Regions from separate parts of the Homo sapiens genome. Here region 1 is linked to region 2. A link is a loop called in an ENCODE intact Hi-C map of the cell type or tissue named here. Cell type or tissue: natural killer cell. All regions are shown on one strand. Links, peaks and the distances in the headings refer to the core of each region. The heading gives the core; the rest is flanking DNA.

Region 1 (4,000 bases), core at 1-4,000, 150 kb after region 2:
GTGGTTTTCTTCCCTTGTTCCCTGAAAATCGCTGTTATTCTGTTCTTTTTCAAGGTGCACTGATTTCATATTGTTCAAACACATATGTTTTACAATCAATTTGTACAGTTAACACAAATATCATAGTGGTCCTGAGGTGACGTACATCCTCAGCTTACGAAGATAACAGGATTAAGAGATTAAAGTAAGACAGGCGTAAGAAATTATAAGAGTATTATTTGGGAACGGATAAATGTCCATGAAATCTTCACAATTTATATTCCTCTGCCGCGGCTCCAACCAGTCCTTCCATTTGGGGTCCCTGACTTCCTGCAACATCTGGGGAAGGGAGAAATGCCTCAGAATATTTTTATGCATGTATGTATGTATGTATGTGTGTATGTATGTATGTATTTATTTTGAGACAGAGACTCACTCTGTCACCCAGGCTGAAATGCAGTGGTGTGATCTCAGCTTACTACAACCTCTGCCTCCTAGGTTCAAGCAATCCTTCCCCTCAGCCTTCCAAGTAGCTGGGATTACAGGTGCCCACCAACACGCCTGGGTAATTTTTGTATTTTTTAGTAGAGATGTAGTTTCACCATGTTGGCCAGGCTGGTCTCAAACTTCTCACCTCAGGTGACCTGCCTGCCTCGGCCTCCCAAAGTGCTAGGATTACAGGCGTGAGCCACCGCACCCAACCTATTTTTAAAGCTCCTCAGGTGATTTCAATGATCGGCCAAATAAAGCCCTCATTTGCTCTAAAATTCTGAACCCACTTTGTAATTGCATTAAAGATAGAAAAGTAGCGCAAAAGAATAGTACCTGGTCAGTGCCAAAATGAAGTTTTCTATGGGAGGCTGCTTCTATACATGACAATGCTAAAATAGCACTAATTCTCATCTGTGCCACTTTGTAAATGTCACAACAAGGCTTTACCTTCTTAACAAAGCCCTGTAGAGACAGCCTGCCCTGAGGAATTAAAATTCACTTGACTCATTGGGATTAGCACTTGGTATTTTTCTCATAACAAATACATTGGTAGTGCACACAAAAAGATGGATAACTTCTACCAACCTCTGAAACTGAATTGCCGAATATCACTGACATATTATTAATTAATTATCTTATATCCTTTGTGACATCCTTTAACTAAAAACTCAGGACTGGCCGGAGGGAGAGGAGAATGGGCAGTTATTGTTTAATGGGTACAGAGTTTCAATTTGGGATGATGAAAATAATTCTGGAGATGGTAGTGATGGTTGCTGTTCTTTGTTCTTTTACGTGGATGCAGTCAAGTGCATCCACAAGAAGAGACACAGGAGATGTTCAGGAAAACACAGACATGGTGGACCACTCAGGGCCACATGAAAAAGCATCGGTTTCAGTCAGGAGGCAGAGAGGCAGGAGGGTGGGGAGGACCTGGGCCAAGCCTTTATTGGAGTTTCCACAAGAAAGGCAGAGCAGGGTAAACAGTTTAGGATTGGTTAGGTTGAATAATTTCAGCAGGCTCTAAGCTATAGGGGTGGTCCCTAGTTGCCTGGTACCTGGCATTGGAATGATAAAAGCAGAGGAATAAATATTTCCTTGATAGAAGAGTTCTGGCCCTGGATAGGTTAGTCTGTATATCAAAGACATGCTCCCAGCCTAACTCTTTGCTATCTCTACAAATTAGCTAGCCCCGGAGGGGCATTCTCTCCCAGCCAAGAAGAATTTAAGATGTCAAAGCATAATATGCAGAAAAGTGAAAATATAAACAATATGATTGCCCCACAATGTAAATGTATTTAATGTATAGCTGAAAATGGCAAAATGGTAAATTTTATGTTATATTTATTTTACCACAATTTTTTAAAATCCCAGTATCCATAAGATCAAAAATATAGTAATCTAGGCAAAAGACAAGAACCAAAAGAAAAAAATGGGGAGGTAGAAGACAAAACTTACATCAAGAATTTCGAGGGTCACTGAAGTATGTCTCTTCTCCAAGTATAAAAGAAGGAACTGGCTGGGCGCAGTGGCTCACACCTGTAATCCCAGCACTTCGGGAGGCCAAGGCAGGCAGATCACTTGAGGTCAGGAGTTCAAGACCAGCCTGTCCAACATGGTGAAACCCCATCTCTACTAAAAATACAAAAATTAGCCAGGCGTGGTGGCGGGTGCCTGTAATCCCAGCTACTCAGGAGGCTGCAGCAGGAGAATCACTTGAACGCAGGAGGCAGAGGTTGCAGTGAGTGGAGATCACGCCACTGCACTCTATCCTGGGCGACAGAGTGAGACTCCATCTCAAAAAAAAAGCCGTCTTCTACAAAATATTGGTCACCTCCAAAGTGCAAATTTTAAGCAATTCTCAAAATTACCCAGCATAGTAGATGATAAAGGAAAGGAAACAGTACAGAATTGCTTCATCCTCTACAACCAATTTTCACTTCTCATTATTCTGTCACGCTCTAAAGACATTCAGGAACTCTGATGTGGGTTATTCTCCCCTGAAAACCTGACTCATCTTAATGTGTGAAGCTGCAACACCAGAGGCTATGCCTTTTCTGCACTTCTTGGCTGGCCAATTCAGTGTGAATATGTTCTCTGGTTAAACTAGATCATCAACTCAGCTGCAGGCCCTTTCTACAGGAGTGCTCAGTTATGCATCATGTGCACACGTGTGTGTGCATATGTAATCACTAATATGTGTTTTAATCTGTAGACCTATGTGCATCATTATCCTGAATTTCTTACCTCCAAATCACTCTTTTAACACACCAGCCTGTGTAGTTTTCATCCAAAATAGTTTAACTGACAAGAAAGCTATTGCTCCATTGCACCTCCTCACCTAGCTTTCCTCTACTCTCTGGGAAACCCACCATCAATTCTTCTTTTTCCTTACTCATCTGCCAAATCTTTTCTCCATTCCCTATGCCAAGATTCTCCGGCATAAACACCTATGGCTGCCAAACCTTCCTGCTCTTGTCCCAACATAAGCAAACTGAAGATGACTACCCTTTGCGCTCTCTGCAATTTGCTTTGTATATCCAGTTGCCAGATGCCTGCAGAGTAAGTACTCAGAGAAGGGAAACAAGCTGCTCCTTCTTCTGCAGAAGGCGAGTGAAGAAAAGAGGGGCTAGGTGTCTAAAGCCATTGGTAAGAAAGACCCTGGAGCCTTATAAAGCACTGGTTTTAAATGACTAGGTGTGATCTACCTTTGTTTTCCTCTTTTCTGTGAATTTTGTAGAAGTGTGATCTTTATCAAGATGCATTATTCCATTCCTTCCAACCTGCCCAAACATTTATGTTGCTCCCTAAATAACTAAGAAATCGTTTGAGGGCTGGTAGAGCAGTTTGGTCCATATGTAAAGATGTGTCAGCTTTCCAGTGTTCAGGACATTGTTCTGAGGCCTTTGCTCTAATACAGGCCTGCACGTAGCACACAGTGAGCACTGCACTGGCATCAGGAGAGTTGGAATTTGCATCCTGATTTGGCCACTAACCAGCTCTGGGTACTTGAGCAAATTATCTAATTTTCTATACCCCAGTGTCTGCATTTGTAAAATGGATATAATAACAATGAACACTGTGGAGCACTTAGGATGTGAGCACTGATCTAAGTAGCTTACACATATCACTTCCTATCATCCTTTCAGCAACTCTATGAAGTGGGTATGTTATTATTATCACCCATTTTAAAGATGTCAAAACTGAGGCACAAAGGTTCATTATTAATATCTTGCCATTGATCTCAAACTATATACAGAGGTAGGATTCAAACCCAGTCCAATGGCCAGAACTCATACTCCCACTCAGGGTGTTCCATTGCAGACCCTGTCTCGCTGAATTGTGATCATTAGATTTAGTATTTGGAAGTAAATGTAACATGTTATTAGTTTTCCTGAAGTTCACTTCCCTATCTGTTAAAAAGAGACAATCTCTAAGTTTCAGAGTTTCTATAAGGAGTAGAGATAAAGCGGGGTTAGTACCCAGAACAATTCATGACACATATATTAGGTTATTGATACACTGGAGCTAC
Region 2 (5,821 bases), core at 689-4,688:
ATATATTTAAGCCTCGTTTAAAGGAAGTGGTTTGCCTCAATGAAATTGCATTATCACCATCATTTAAGTTTTAATTGCAGAAACCAAAGATGAGTTAACTCTCTGCTTTAGGCAGTTACTATTAGAGAGGGAAAAAGACTTGGTAACTTAGTGTTAACATTACAATCAGTAATTATCCCACACTGGCAGAGCTAGCCAAAATGCTTCTACTACTACTACTACTACTACTACTACTACTACTACTACTACTAAAATCTTCCACTTGGCCAGGCACGGTGGCTCACACCTGTAATCCCAGCACTTTGGGAGGCCAAGGTGGGTGGATCATGAGGTCAGGAGATCAAGACCACCCTGGCTAACATGGTGTAACCCCGTCTCTATTAAAAATACAAAAAATTAGCCAGGTGTGGTGGCGGGTGCCTGTAGTCCCAGCTACTGGAGAGGCTGAGGCAGGAGAATGGTGTGAACCCAGGAGGCGGAGCTTGCAGTGAGCCGAGATCACACCACTGCCCTCCAGCCAGGGTGACAGAGTGAGACTCTGTCTCTACAACAACAAAAAAAAATCTTCCACTCTACTCACCTCAGTTAAAACCAGCAATGCCTTTAGTATTGCCAATGTGCAATATAGTGACCCTTGGAGCATTCCACAGCTGACAGTGCTGAGAAAATTGGGTTTCTGCTCAACAATGTCAAATTTCAAATATTTGACTACTAAAATTTTTCATAATAAAATTGAAAATTGAAATATTAACTGAAACTTTACACTTATTCTCATATCTCAGAAATTTAATCAAATGATGGTGCTATTTGGTGTTAGCCTTGGTTTTGGACAAACATTGATTTTAACATTCACCCATTTAGCATTTGGCCAAAACATGTATGTGCTGCATCTCCATTTTCCTTCTGTCTTCATGGACTTTAATTTCTCAATTCCTTTACTGTTCTTTTAGTGAGATTTTTGTTTGTTTGTTTTTGAGATGGAGTCTTGCTCTGTCACCCAGGCTGGAGTGCGGTGGCATGATCTCAGCTCACTGCAACCTCTGCCTCCTGGGTTTAAGCTATTCTCCTGCCTCAGCCTCCTGAGTAGCTGGGACTACGGGTGTGCACCACTATGTGTGGCTAATTTTTGTATTTTTAGTAGAGACGGGGTTACACCATGTTGGCCAGGCTGGTCTTGAACTCCTGACCTCACGTGATCCGCCCACCTTAGAGTCCCAAAGTGCTGAGATTACAGGTATGAGCAACCATGCCCAGACTTTTTAGTGAGATTTCATAAGGGAGCAAAAGTAAATACACATGATTAATTAGTATATACTATGTTTTTAAACCTTGTTGGTTTCCTTAAGAATATGATTGTCTTAGTCAGTTTGGCTTCCTATAACAAATGTACCATAGACTGAGTGGCTTAAACCATAAACATTCATTTCTCACAGTTCTGGAGGCTTGGAAGTTCAAGCTCAAGGTACTGGCAGATGTGGTGTCTGGAGAGAGCCTGCTTCCTGATTTGCAGAAGGTCATCTTCTGGTTGTATCCTCACATGGCAGAGAAAAACAAGCTCTTCTGTCTCATCTTCTAGGGGCACAAGTCCTATTCACGAGGGCTCCATCCTTACGACCTAATTACCTCCCAGAGGTAATTACCTATGACCTAGTTACCTCTTACTACCATCACATTGAGGATTTCAATATATGAATTTGGGGGAACACAAACATTCAGTCAACAACAATAATCATCATAATAGTTGACACATACACAGTGCCTCTTATGTTCCAGAAACTCTTTTGCATGCTTTACCTATAATAACTCTTCTAACACCTCAAGTGAGGAACTTGCCCACCTTAGCTCAGCTAGTAAGTAGAGCCAGGACTCAAACAAAGCATTTTGGCTCTGGAGTCTATACTTTTAATCATTAGACTACTGCTTCCTGAACAGCTTAATTTGTCATTAAATAATTTTCTACAATACTATTTTAGGTACTCTTTAGCATTCTATTACATGGATAAATAACTTATATTAAAAATCTCTCGTAATTGAACATCTAGGTCATTTCTATTTTTCCTCTATTAAGCAATGTTGACCTGAATGAAATTATAGCCTGTCTTTGTGCCACCTGATGATTTTCTTGCATTAAGGATGTGTATTTTAACCACAGCCACTTAGAAGTGTTATAAAATGTAGTACAACCCACCCCGCTGCCTTCAGAACAGGACGCAAACAAGGCTGTAGCTCTGTCTTGCTTGGACAATTCTCTACTGGCACCTACCAAGCTGCGAAGCTTCCTTCCTGTCTTGAGGTTTCACAGCCAGTTGCTTTAAATTCCCCCCAGTGTTCCTTGCCTTGCAGTGCTCACTACTAAGCAACAAACACATACACACAGAGACCACTTGTCTTAGTTCCACAAACTTCTCATATAGCAACGAGAGATGCTGGAGGTAATAAACTAGGTAACTTACAGGTTCAAAGCCTCACATTACTAACTGATGCTGGCTTCAAGCATTCTCGCCTTTCCTGAGCACTTCCTTATTCATCTCTTTCAGATGCTTTTCCATTTCCTGTGCTTTAACTGACACTCTTTTCTATTAGGTTAAACCACAGGAAACTGCTGATACTCAGCCACTTTTAACCTACAAAAATTAAAATTACACCTGGTTCAACCTAACGAGGTTGAGATGTTTATTTACCCATTGGGGAACATGGTAACAGTTTGTGATACTGTAAAGCTGTTCAAAACCTGTGAAAACCCTTCCTATCCTTGAGGAATTATTTTAAATCTTCATCTCTATGGAGTAAATGCCAGAAACTCACCTTCCCAGGCTGCTCCAATCAGATACAAGATTTTCTACTCAGAAAAGAATGACAGGAAGAGCTATTCTGCCATTGAGGAGAGACAGGAATAGGGGTGGGAACTGGGCATGGGAGGGTTCTTGACCTGGGTGGTGGTTATATGGAAGCGTGGTCTGTGATAATTCTTTTCTATTCTGTGTTATTCTGGAACTTTAAAAAAGTTTTGGAAACTCAGTTGTGGCAAGGGTAGGGGTGAGACATTGAGCTACCAGTCTTGGTGGTGTCCGGATTCCTGTGTCAGCAGTGTGAGCTGCAGGATCTGTATCCAATGCTGCCCTCTGGCCTCCATGGAGCAGTCCTGTAGGCAATTTTGGCATAGTTCTTGGTGTACAGTCTCCATCACTGTTTCTCTGGCTCTCCTGGAGTTTCTTTAAGATACCAAATATCCTTTAGTAAACATTCTTTCTGCTCTAATTAGCTATAGAAGGTTCTTATTTTGTTGTTGTTGTTTTGTTTTGTTTTAAGAAATAGGATCTCACTGTGTCACTCAGGCTGGAGAGCAGAGGTGCAATCAGAGCTCACTATAGCCTTGAACTCCTGGGCTCAAGTGATTCTCCCACTTCAGCCTCCTAAAGTGCTGGGATTACAGGCATGAGCCACTGCACCCTGCCGGGTTCTTGTTCATGACTAGCATCTAAGAGCCCTAGCTGATAAAAGGGAATTCAGGTTCTGTTCAGGCTAGACCTTCACCTGACACTGAAAATGCTGTCCTCAAGGCCACCTGAATGCTGGCTCTGTGGAGTACTCTATGGTACTCCAGACTCTAGTGCTCCCTCTGTTCTACAATCAGAGCATGCAGGGCTGAAAGTATATACAGCATGCCCTGCTGCTTTCAGCTGACTATTATTAGCTTCTCTAAAAGTCAATTTTTTACATTAATCTCCACTACTTTCTCCTCTATAAACCCCTGTTCCCCAAGAAATACAAGCACACACACACAACCACCAGCAGCAGCAGCAGCAGCACCCCCATCACCACCACCACAACCTGGAATACCCAGGACTATGAAAAAGTCATGACACACCACGTCTCACTAGAATGTAATCTTCATGGGCAGACTTGTCTATTTTGTTCAGTTCTCTATCACAGCATGTAGAATGGTGCCAGGCAGATATTAGGTACCCAGTAAATATCTGTTAAATGAATGAATATCTTGCCCTAAAATACATCTATCCATTTGTTTATCAAACGAAGAACAAATGCTTATGGAGACATGGGCTCAGGCACTGGTGTGTGTATTAGGAAAGTCATGGCTCTGCCCATGAGCAGTTCGAAATGAGTTAACGTTACTAATGACCCCCACAATATATGTTTTGTCACTTCTGTGAGCCCAATTGGAGCTTCTTTTTAGTGAAGCTCTGGGGCAGTACAGGTAGGAGGTCTTCATAACCAAGAGGCAATGCCTTCCGGCTCTTCATCTCAGTTTTAGGCCAAAGAGAAGGGAGCCAGTGACAACATGAACTGGTAAATGAGATATCCAGGTATGTGCCCACCACTTTTGTCCAGGCTAATTCCCTGGCTAGATGGCTGGGAACCAACTTCAACCATGAATAAGGCAATATCAGGTGGCTAGACAGCAATCAGGTCCTCTCACTCCCCAGTGGCTCTTCTTCAGGCTTAGAATTAATCCCCAACTCCTCACCCTTTTACTAGCATAGCTATGAAGTTCCTAAACATGTTTAACAAAAAAATTTATAGATTAGAAAGACCAGAGAGAACTTGGCTCAAGATATTTTTCTGCATATAGTCAGAATATAAAAGCTCTGGGTGTATTCCTATTTGATTTTTAAAAAGATCAGCTTAATCAAACTGACAGTAGCTGAGAGAGAGAAAAAAAAGAGTATGAGATACTTAATAATGTGAGATATATTTAATAACTATCTGGCAGAAAAGTAAGTCTTATCAGGAAGCTTTATTTTATTTTATTTTTTTCGAGACAGGTCCTCACTCTGTTGCCCAGACCAGAGTGGAGAGACACGATTATGGCATACCACAGCCTCGATCTCCTGGGCTCAAGTGATCCTTCTACTCTAGCACCTCATGCAGCTGAGACCACAGGGATGCGCCACCATGCTGGGCTAATTTTTTAGCTTTTTTGTTGAGACAGGATTTCACTATATTGCCCAGGCTGGTTTTGAACTCCTGGGCTCAAGCAATCCTCCCACCCTGGCCTCCCAAAGTGCTGGGATTACAGGCATGAGCCACCACACCTGGCCATCAGGAAAATTTTAAGACACCATCTGGAGCATGTGATCTGTTTTCAGTCTTCCAGAGGTGTATTTACTGTGACCCTAATGAAACTAAAGCCTTAGAGCCCCTTATTTACACAAGCACCTTTCAAATCTCTGTACCTAATTTTATATTTTTTAAATATGTTTTCTCAATGAAGGACACAAAGTTATTTAAGCGTTAGGCCCTACAAAATCAGGTCTGAATGTGCATGCTCCATATGGAAAGAAGGACTAAAAATTAAATAGCCTTGACATAAATATTGGCCCTGACAAGGAACTATGTCCCTACATCACAAATCTGCTTAGCTTTCTTCGCTCACGTTTGGGGTTAGATTGGATTGGTAGTGCATTGGTCTATTCTCACACTGCTAATAAAGACATATCCGAGACTGTGTAATTTGTAAAGGTAAGAGATTTAATGGACTCACAGTTCTGTGGCAAGCCAGGTCTCATTAATGCAAGCCACCGTAACAACTGTTTCAGTACTGACTGAGTTGTTAAGTTAAATATTAAAAGCTAAAAGAGCCAGTGTCCTTATACAAAGGCTAGAATGTAACAAAAAGCCCACCAAGAGTTTTGCCTAGGCCTTTCCTCTGCCTTAAAGCATGATAAGATAACAAAGGAATTCTTAACAGGACCTGTTTAGGATTAAACAAGTTTTATTGGGGGTCTGAAGACACTTCCCAGGCCTCTGCAAACAAGTTTATTGCGGGTCTGAAGGAACTCCCCAAACCTCCATGATTTAG

The links. Peaks named below come from ENCODE experiments on the same cell type or tissue, not always from the same donor. Only the 100,000 strongest peaks of a DNase experiment are listed, where the experiment ranks them.
Region 1: it touches region 2 in a loop (6-fold over the local background); 1 of 110 quality-filtered maps calls a loop at or near these places.

The regions. Positions count from the first base shown.
Region 1 is chr14:52,322,872-52,326,871 of GRCh38, forward strand. All of the region lies in intron 1 of PTGER2 (prostaglandin E receptor 2), which reads left to right. Among named protein-coding and RNA genes, the nearest start is that of PTGER2, 11 kb to the left of the region's middle. RefSeq lists enhancers at 2,252-2,301, 2,322-2,371, 2,512-2,661. In natural killer cell, for the core only: no CTCF peak of the experiment used is centred there; a DNase peak (open chromatin) is centred at 2,470; H3K27ac peaks cover 2,626 bases.
Region 2 is chr14:52,173,834-52,179,654 of GRCh38, forward strand. No RefSeq gene overlaps it. Among named protein-coding and RNA genes, the nearest start is that of LINC02319, 51 kb to the left of the region's middle. In natural killer cell, for the core only: no CTCF peak of the experiment used is centred there; DNase peaks (open chromatin) are centred at 2,288 and 2,998; H3K27ac peaks cover 3,152 bases.